2 separate regions of the Mus musculus genome follow, and region 1 is linked to region 2. The links are chromatin loops, found by intact Hi-C in ENCODE. Cell type or tissue: gastrocnemius. All regions are shown on one strand. Region 1 holds the start of Rps15a (ribosomal protein S15A). Region 2 overlaps Xylt1 (xylosyltransferase 1).

Region 1 (5,000 bases), 710 kb after region 2:
CTCATTAGGCCCCACTTACAGCATTTCACTGCTTTCCAAATCCAAAGTCCCACAATCCTTTTTCCAAACAAAACCATGTTCAGGCCAATCACAGTAATATCCCAGTCTCTGGTACCAACTTCTAAATCAGTAGGTGTTACTTAAATTTTAACAAGTTCTGGATATTGCGAACAACTTTTTGAAAAAATTGTCAGAACAGCAATGACCTCACCAACTTAACTGTTCACCACATGACTAGAGCAGTTTTCACACTTCCTAATGCTGCAATCCTTTAACAAAATTGGTAGTAGCCCCAACAATAAAATTACTTCACTGCTACTTCATAACTGTACTTTTGCTGTAACGGAAGTATCTGATTCTGATGGCCTTAGCCCACGACCCCTCTCTGAAAGGGTCACACAAGTAGGACTAGAGGGCCTCAAACTCCTTACAGATCAGAAGGCTCTTCCGCACTATCACTAGCTTATTGACAATGCCCCAAACTGCTATTAAACCATGGAGTCAGAAAGTCTATTTGGCTATGCTGATGACAATTAAAACTGACGAGCAGCCTAGAACTCAGACAGCTACAACCTACACCAACAGACCATGAACTCTTAGCCACTTACTCAAGATTAACAATTTTATTAAAAGCCAGCACACCACTGGACAAGTGCATCGTGTAACTTTAATACAGCAGTTTGACAGAGTATAGATCAACCTCTCTATGTGTTGAGACTTCCATCTTGAAAATAAACAGGCCACACACACCACCAGTACAAGACTGAGTTATTCATACACTGAGCCATAGTTTAAGCTACTGAAATCAGCAGTTTCCCACTCCAGCGTTACCAGAGTTTAGCTCTATCCCACACAAAACTAACCAATAATTTGAACAAGTAACCAAAGACACCAAGTGAAATGTGGGTACTAAAACAGAAGCATAGCCTTAGCCAATTCCTTAAATCAGGGAAGTAGAGCAAGAATGACAACACTGTGAAGTGGCAGACAGCTGCAATTTGAGAAGCAAGATGTCTTACCTTGTTCAACCTTCCTGTGAGGTTCACAACAATCTTCCCAGCTCTGTGATCATCAATGATCTCAAATTCACCAATGTATCCTATAAAACAAGTGACCAGCGTCAAACCAGACATCAATTTGAGACCTAAACCTTTACGCCAACACTAACTTTTTGCCTATTAGATTTTTCTCTCATCTGAGTCTCTGCATCAGAATTCTGAAAGCTCCGTATCACATAAAAATTTTTGGGAGTTAGCATCAACACACCCATTCTTTTCTTGAACGGTTACTGTCTTTCCCTCCCAGATCCAGCACTGTCAAAAACCCAAGACACCAATACTCACCGTGCTTCATCATCACGGTTAAGAACCGAACGATGACTTTAGAACATGGCCTGATGAGGACCTGGCGTTTGCCTCTCTTCTCAGCGTTGTTGATGCTCTTGAGAGCATCCGCCAGAACATTCATTCGCACCATGGTGGCTGTGGAAAGAAAAGCCGGGGTTTGCATCAACACCCAATCATGCTGTCCTACCCCCATTAGCTTTTCCTAGGTCTAAGCAACATTCCCAAGAACCAGGAAAAATTCACTACAATTTCCCGACTGTTCAGCACTGTTCTTCAGAGTCTAGCCCTCCAAGACACTCCTATTCATACCACCCACCACACAAAATAGCTGGGGAGAGAATGACACAAGCCGAGCCTCACCACACAGAAGATAGCCTTCGAAATGGTGGGACCGACCAGCTAGCCAAACTGAAAGTGGGGGTGCGGGAACTGTCATTAGGAAAAAGTTCTGGCACCGTCTGCCAAGATTTTCAAAGCCAGCAGTGTGTCAAGAGGTTAACGCGACTTAACTCATTTACAGGTAACCATTTAACACACAGACACACACACACACCCCCTTTCGGGAGAAGAGGCAGTACGTGACAGGGAGCCCAGCCAGCCTACTGAACGGCCACAACCCATAGGCTACCTCCACGGCTCCTCAGGACGCTGCCAAGGCGTATTTTACGCGCCAAGAGTAAACCACGACGTGGTTCCCTAACTCGGCAGTGAGTGGCTGAGCCTAACTCCCCGCGCCAACCCTGGCCACGGCCGCGTGGGACACTCGGGACTCCAGAGCTCCCGCAGACACCGGAGGCTGCAGGGCCCACGCGGGCCACCGTCCCCGCCGGCCCGAGCCGAGCCCGGCCTGTTGCAGTGGGCCGGCTCCCGCAAAGGGCTACCCATAGCCCCCGACCCCGGCAGACGGAGACTACGGCCCCTGCAGGGATCTATAGGCCCACGGGACTCCGAAAGCGAACACGGGGTAAAGGGATGGCACAGATACCACACGGATGAACACGGAGTTTCACAAACACTCACTCACCGGCGAGGGAAGATGGCAGAAAGAGAGTGGGCCGGGCAAACGCACGGAATTATGGGAAGCGGAAGCGCTATCGCGAGACTTCATGGTCACACACTTAAAAAAAAAAAACCCAAAACCCTGTGATTTCTTATAGGACAACCAATGCGAGGGCGGGGCCTCCTCTGGGAGGGGCAGATGAAACTAGAAATGGTGGGCTGCTAGTCGCTCTGAAACTCGCGGCAGTCCTGCCTCAGCCTCTAGGGTTTTGGCATTAACGCCACTGCGGGTTCTTGCGTTTAGTTTTGTTTGCCACAATGAAACTCACTAGGTAGCTTCGGCTGGGCTGGAACTATGAAGACCAAGCTGACTTCTAGCCTCCACCTGCCTCTGCCTCCCAGTGCTGAGATTAAACATCACAGCACTTGGCTTTTGTTATTATTGTTTTGGTTGGTTTGGCTTGAATTTGGCTTTTGGAGACCAGTAGTGGCCCAATGCTGTCCCCGGAGTCATGAAAATCTTGACTAGTAACAGGGATTACTGCCATGGTCCGCTTCTCTCGCTCTCTCTCTCTTTTTTTTTTTTTTTTTTTTTTTTGTTTGTTTTTTTGTTTTTCGAGACAGGGTTTCTCTGTATAGCCCTGGCTGTCCTGGAACTCACTGTAGACCAGGCTGGCCTCGAACTCAAAAATCCGCTTGCCTCTGCCTCCTGAGTGCTGGGATTCAAGGCGTGTGCCACCATGCCCGGCTTAAGGTCCACTTTTCTTCCTCCTCCTCCTCTTATTATGCAGCCCTGTGATCTGTCTGCTTCACTTTTGTAACTGGGGTTACACTCCTCCTCCTCCTCCTCCTCCTCCTCCTCCTCCTCCTCCTCCTCCTCCTCCTCCTCCTCCTATTATGCAGCCCTGTGATCTGTCTGCCTCACTTCTGTAACTGGGGTTACACCTCAAGTGAATCTGTTGACTCCTAGCCTGGACCATTAAGCTTCAAGCCTACAGAGGTTCGGGAAGCTTCGTTCATTGCTGTTCACACTAAGTCTGGAGAAGCATCTGCCACATAGTAGGTCCTCGACATATAGTTGAAGAAAAAACTGAATGGACAAATCAGTTTCTCCATCTCTAAAACAGGGATGATAGAACCACTCAGAGGAGCTTTTGAGAGACCACACAAATGTGGCAGTGCTCAGCAGTGTTTGGCACAAGATTTATTTCCCCCAGAGGAACAAAGGACAGGGAATGAGAGACAAAGACAGGAGATAGAAGGTGAGGGAGAGGGGAACAAGGGAGAGGGAGGGAAAGGATGTAAGTCCTGGGAACAAAGAACTGCCTCTGCATAGAGAGGAGACAGGTGTGGCCCTTGAGCAAACGACAGTTTATGAGGGTAAAGGGGGAAAAAACCTCTTGTTAGGATGAAGTGTCTAACTCTGGTTAGACACGTTAATTAGGGTAGCTGCAAGGGGACTTTTGGTTGCTGGACCTCCATCCTTTGAAAGCTGGACCTTGGTAGTCAGCCTCAGAAGGAAGTGAGCAAATAAGTGACCAAATAAGAGAGCTTTAGGAATGTAACCTAATAGTTTTTAGAAAAGAGGAAGGGAGAAGAAAAAGGCCCGCCAGAACCATCTTTGTCATGCTCTGGCCGCCAGAGTCCCCTTCATCTTCTCTCACAACAGGGGAAGTCTTCATTCCCAGTCATAATTCACCCCACAAAAGGACCACAGGCTTTCCCAAGGTTTATAAGGATTTTGAGCACAGGTCTATTTCAGACTGACCTCAAACTCACATCCAGTCTCCCAATTTCCTTAACATGGACCCAATAGGAATGACTTCAGGAATTCAGATCAAAGCAGCAGTGGGGAGGGGTGGTAGTTAATGAATCTGAGATCCTAGTTAGTTCTGTGGGGATTTGGCTAGCTGATCCCAGTGTTGTGACCTTGGTGTGCCACAGAATCTAGATGGCCCCAGGCTGATGAGCTCCTAGAGGGGGTGTGTGTATGTGTGTGCACTTGTATAGAAATTGGGAAATTTGGGGTGGCTGGGCTGGAGGGAAGTGGAAAAAAAAGAACCCAGTAAAAACTGACTCACGTTTGTGATTTGTTAGAGGCAAATTAGAACTAATCAAAGATGAGCTGCTGGCATTTAACTACACCTTACAGACACTTAAAAACTAGGTTGGGTGAAGTGACACATGACTGTTTGAGGTGAAGGCAGAAGGGCCAGGAGTCCAAGGCCTACCCAGGCTTTCTGTGAGCCTGTCTAGAAGTACCAAAGGCCCAGACCTACAGGGCACAGATCCTAATGTCTGTCTCCATGTGAGCCTGAATGTGAGAGAACCTCAGGAGGGCACTCAGACACAGCTGACCTGAGCAATTACCACAATGAGAGAACAGAGTTTTCTTTTGTGATTTTAAACTTTTGAAGTCTTCCCATGAAGTCAGGGCTGGCCGCAAGAGATTACAAGTCAGCAATTTCAAAGCCATAGGATTTGTGACTTTACTTGAACTTGCAGAAAGGGAAGTATGCTTAAGGGTGGATGGAGCCTGTTCCCAATGAGACCGCAAGTTATGACACCCAAATTTTAAAAGGCAGACAAATGATTATCAACTACTGATGATTATCAACCACCTGCTTTGGGAGCTTAAGTACACGATCTTTTGAG
Region 2 (5,000 bases):
ACATCACTCCTATATCAAAGAAGAAATCTCGTATACCTTCCTTTCAGATGACGTGCGGTGGCAATGGGAGCAGCTCACATCCCAGCTTGACAGGCTCCTGAGTAGCTAGGATGGTAAGCTGTGCCACCAGACCTAACTCTTCTGGGTATTTAGATTTGATAGTGGTGTTCTACGCACCCCAGCCTGGTACCATCATCTTGGGTTTGACTTTTGCATGAGTGGGAGCTTGCTATGCCAATATCCTGTCTTCCCATGATGGAGCAGGGCAAAGTGAACTGGATATACAGAGGCCAGGATCTCTGGAGCTAAACCTTGTTCTGCTTCTCTGGGTTTGGTTGCTGCCTGTTTGTTCCTGTAATAGATGGATGATCTCTTGGTTTCTCGGGCTCTGAACAGTCTTGACCCTCATGATTTGCTATGCCCTCTTCACATATGTCTGTCTTCCTGTACCCAACAGAGAGTGTTCCTAGGGTTCATGTCACCATGTGTTGTGGTTGATCCAAGGTCTTTGTATGAAAAAGGACTCCCTTTCCAGGTCTCCATCTGTCTGGGCATAAACTCAGAGACCCCAGCCTTTTATTAGGTTCCTGTGACCATCACAGTTGGCCTTGGACCTCTTAACACCATCAATGCATCCCAGTGCTGCGATAGTAACATGTAGTGCTCAGAAAAATGCTTTTATTTCCTTCAAAGATTTAATGAGGCAAGACCTATTCAGCCCTGCTTTTAGGGGCTCATGGTGTAGCTTCATGGTGGAACACTTACTTGCCCAGCATGTGTAATGCTTTGGGTTCCCTCCCCAATGCCATCAAAAGTGTGTGTGTGTGTGTGTGTGTGTCTAAGATCCAACATCCTTTATATCCTTTAGAGTCAACTCATGCTACATGGTCTCCTATCAGCTTCTTAAATATTCTGATTGCATTTTGAGACCCAGTTCTTAGAACCTGGTGTGTAGAACATTGATATTGATGCTGGGAGGTGATACTGATAACGATGAGCTATGTATATGACTCAGTTGGTAGAGTGCTTGCCTAGCATGAATGGAGCTCTGGGAAAGGCATACACTGGCATGGCAGCACATGCTTGGAATCCTAGTATCTGGACTGGCGGCAGGAGGATGAAAAGGTCAAACTCATTCTTGGCTACATTGTGAGTTTGAGGCCCGCCTGGGCTACATGAGATGTTTCATAGACAGACAGATGGATAGAACTATGCAGGGAGAGAGAAAGATGAGATGATAGTGTTAAGCTGGCCTCAAGCCATGTTAATGGTCTGACATCCTGTCATGTGAGTCTTGTCACAGCTGTTGTACAGTGAGTGTGTAGATGCAGAAAGTGATGCACAGAGAGGGGAACTAATCCAGCAGAGTCACACAGCTGGTTAGCAAAGGGTCTGCATCACCCCTCAGCCTGTTCAGGGACCCATGTTCTTCACACGCTCATCACGGATCCTGGCTTCTCTCCGTGGGCTTTGGGACTGGCTGGATATAAGGGAACCCGGAGACTGAATTCTTCCCTGTGCCCTTCGGGCTGTGATGGAGCATCTAACCTGCATAAGCCTCCTCAGCAGATTGTTTTCTTAGTCTCCACCATCAAAGAATAATCCCTGGGTTTCTGAAAACTGGACAAGGGAGGGGCTGAGGCTGTAGTCAGAGTTGTCACCCCATCTGAGACCCACACTTCACTGGGCATGCCAGTAGCCTGTGTGGTGGGATGGAAAGTCAGAGAGGCCTGGACTCAGTCTGGGGAGGACGAATTGTGCCTGAGTTCAGAAGAACTTCTGTGTGTGTGTGTGTGTGTGTGTGTGTGTGTGTAGTGAAAAAAAAGCATGCGTGTAATTTTTATACCATGCCACAATGTCTCTGTTCATCTCAGTTGGAGCACACAGTGCAATGGAGTGGGTAGTGGTAAACACAAGGTCTTTGAAATTGGGCTGCCTAAGTTCAAGTCCTGGGTCTGCCACTTATCACCTGTGTGACTGTAGAGACGTTATGCACGGGACCTCAGCTGCTTCATCCGGAAACTGGGTGCATGAGACCTATCTACTGCAGGGGGTTCTGTGGAGAGACAGAGTGAGTGGACGTTGTATTTTATTGAGCAACGTGCCCAGACATGTGTCACATATTATAAAGTGCTTATTATTATAGGTAGTGATGGTCCAGGGATAAGGGGGTGGGGAGGGGAGAACATATTTAGGGAATAGATTTTTTAAGTTCTAGAATAAGTTTTATGAGAGGCAGGCATTTCTTTTGCTCCAGAACTGTATTAAATCAAAGTTTCATCTTACTGGGGACGGGGCCTCTGGCTTCAGGAGAGAGGCCTCAGTGTCTCTGCAAGGCTGTGCACTGTGCTGAGAAGTTTTAAACCTGTCATGTTAATTCGTTGTCTCAGCCCCTGGCACCAAGTGCTTTCAAACGGTCTCACGTCAGAGTCTGTCCCTATTTTCCAAGGGTTGAGGACTAGCCTTTTTCTCCCTGGGATGAGGAAATGTTTCTGAAGACAGCCTTGCATTCTCCCACAGAAAAAAACTGATGGTCTTTGCCAAGTCTCAAGCATCAACGACTTCGAATTCAGCAGACGGACAGTGAGTCTGGGCAGCCCTCCCGACACCCACCTCTTCTGTTGAACTTGGTGTTTTCATGGCCCGTGTGGTTCTGTACTGAGGGACCCAACCCCAGCCTGGCATAAGGGTGGGAGTTCTGAGCCTTATTTCTCATTTGGGTTTCATGGAGTTAGACACTCTGCCCCAGAACTGAGTGAGTCAAGCGGGCTAGGACAGACCACGCCTAGGACATCTTCCCTGAGGACTTCTTAGTTGTCCCTGAACCCTGTGTTGAGCTGGGCAGGGGGAGGTGGGCTTCAGAAGTTGTAAAGAAGGCAGAACCCACACTAGGCCTCCTGGCAGATTGAACAGGGCTGTTGGGCAGAGTCCAGAAACCCTCTTGCTGACAGTGACAGTCTATGAGTTTGCAGAGAAGCAGGGCCGTGAATAATTAATTGATCCTGCTAACTGAGTTGTGAAAAGCATTTTTGGAGAGTCCTATCTGCATATTCTCTGGGGAAGGAGACAGGAGTTGGTAGGAACGAGGCTGCCTTCTCCAGCCCAGGGATATGGAATCTTCTCATGTCTGGTCTGGGGAACCAGGCTGTGGCCCCTGAGCTTGACAACTGTGTGGGTGACTTAGCTCTGGGAACAGTGTGGGCAGCTGGGCTCTGACTGGGTTGGGCTGTTGCCACAGAGGGTTGGTGAGTCTCCATCTTGGGTCTCAGATAGTGTAGTTTTGAGGGACCCTGAGTCTTTAGAGGAGAGACTTGAAGAGACTTCTGGGCCTTCTGTTTCTCTGCCTGAGCAGTGGTAGAAGCTGGAGGGGTTGTGGGTGTTTCTGGAAGCAGGTCTGACCTTCTGATTCACTGTGGTTGCTGAATGTGTCCGTCTGGGCTTCCTATGCCTCCTTTGTGTCTGAGCAGGCAATACTTGCTGCTCCGTAGGAATCAAGAGCCACAGTCGAACCCATGGTACAACGCCCAGCCCCTTGTGCTTGTGTGGGTTGGATCAATCTCTTGCCGCTGCCCCCCTTCCCGCCTCAGAGCTCAGCATGGGTAATGGGATCTCAGTGGCCCATCTTTGGAAAAATTGTTATGAAGCTTAACTAGGTGGCTATTGTTTAATCACCTTTGTGTCCCTGTGACTCTCCCTGACAAGCAAACTAAGGAGGAGAGATTCATTTTGTATCTTGGTTCCAGAGGGCTCTGTCAGTTACAGCGGGTGGGTCAGATCAGAGAGGCAGGAGCATGTGATGAAGGCTGTTCCCATCATGGAGGACAAGTATGCAGGGGTTGGGGGTAATGGTAGGAAGTAGCCAGGGATAATATGCCTGTATCCATGCCCAGAGCCTGCCCAGGAACCTACTTCCTCCAGTTGGCTCTACCTCTTGAAGGCTTTATAATCCAAAATAGTGGCACCAGTAGAGGACCAAGTGTCAAAATGTGAGTCAGGCAATGCGGATGTTGTAGACTCAAACTGTGATGTTTTTTTCCAAGTACAAACATAGACATATTTTCTTATCTAGAATACTGCTGGTGTCAGTATCTCATGAAGTTCTTGTCACAGCTCCATGAAGAAGATGGGCTGAGTAGGCAAGACACAGCAGAGGTGCCATAGTTGCTTGTCTAAACACAGAATCACTCCCTGTAACAGAAAGACCTGGGTCTTTCCATACAACGGTACTTAATGCTGCTGGAATTATTGGGACCTTGTGGCCCTACTGCCAAATGAGGTGTCGATAATGCTGCATCTCCCATTGGGCAATTGCCATTCATTCTTCTATTCAAAAAATGATTATCAAGTACATAGTGCCTATGGGGCATTGCTCAAAGAGGAGTATGAATATATATATATATATATATATATATATATATATATATATATATATATATATATATATCTTTGCAAGTAGACACACATTTGTATAAGCATTTTACAGCCCATGTGTGGAGGTCAGAGGACAACTTTGGGAGTCAGTTTTCACCTTCCATCATGTAGGCCCTGGGGACTGAACTAGGGTTATTTCTCTTAGTAACAAGTACCTTTACCCACTGAGCCCTCTTGTTGGCCTCAGTATGAAATCTTTTGGTGAACCAGAGGTCTCTTCCTTGTAGATGGGAGAGAACAAATCATAGACAAGAAACATTTTACTGGATCCACAAAAGCTCTACAGTAGGGCAGGTAGACACTCTGTTGGGGGAAGGGACAGAGACATTGTTTCCAGCTCAGCAAGCCAGAAGATCTCCAAAGCAACCCCTCAACTGCACCTTTACAGTGTGTAGGCTTAGTGGTGCATGACTCATTGTGCATAGCTGTGTTTCAATAAAACTTTATTGAATGTCCTGATGTGAGTGAGGGTTTTAGAAGGTAGTATGTGCTCCAGGAAAACAGAGAAAGGCCCTGAGAGGATACTGTTGCAGCAGATGATGCCCATAGGGAGTCAGGACATGCTGACA

What was found. Hi-C counts contacts between places; a loop is a spot of excess contacts. Peaks named below come from ENCODE experiments on the same cell type or tissue, not always from the same donor. Only the 100,000 strongest peaks of a DNase experiment are listed, where the experiment ranks them.
Region 1: a loop joins it to region 2, with 3 times the contacts of the local background. A loop is called at or near these places in 3 of 42 quality-filtered maps.

Annotation. Positions count from the first base shown.
Region 1 is chr7:118,113,766-118,118,765 of GRCm38, forward strand. Rps15a (ribosomal protein S15A) reads right to left here and starts at 2,382. Exons shown (of 5, transcript NM_170669.2): 1 at 2,371-2,382; 2 at 1,344-1,481; 3 at 1,020-1,099. The coding sequence starts at 1,476. In gastrocnemius, no CTCF peak of the experiment used is centred here; DNase peaks (open chromatin) are centred at 2,447 and 3,014; H3K4me3 peaks cover 3,174 bases; H3K27ac peaks cover 2,445 bases.
Region 2 is chr7:117,398,889-117,403,888 of GRCm38, forward strand. The region is part of intron 1 of Xylt1 (xylosyltransferase 1); the gene reads left to right. Among named protein-coding and RNA genes, the nearest start is that of Xylt1, 20 kb to the left of the region's middle. In gastrocnemius, no CTCF peak of the experiment used is centred here; DNase peaks (open chromatin) are centred at 2,610, 2,938 and 3,159; H3K27ac peaks cover 921 bases.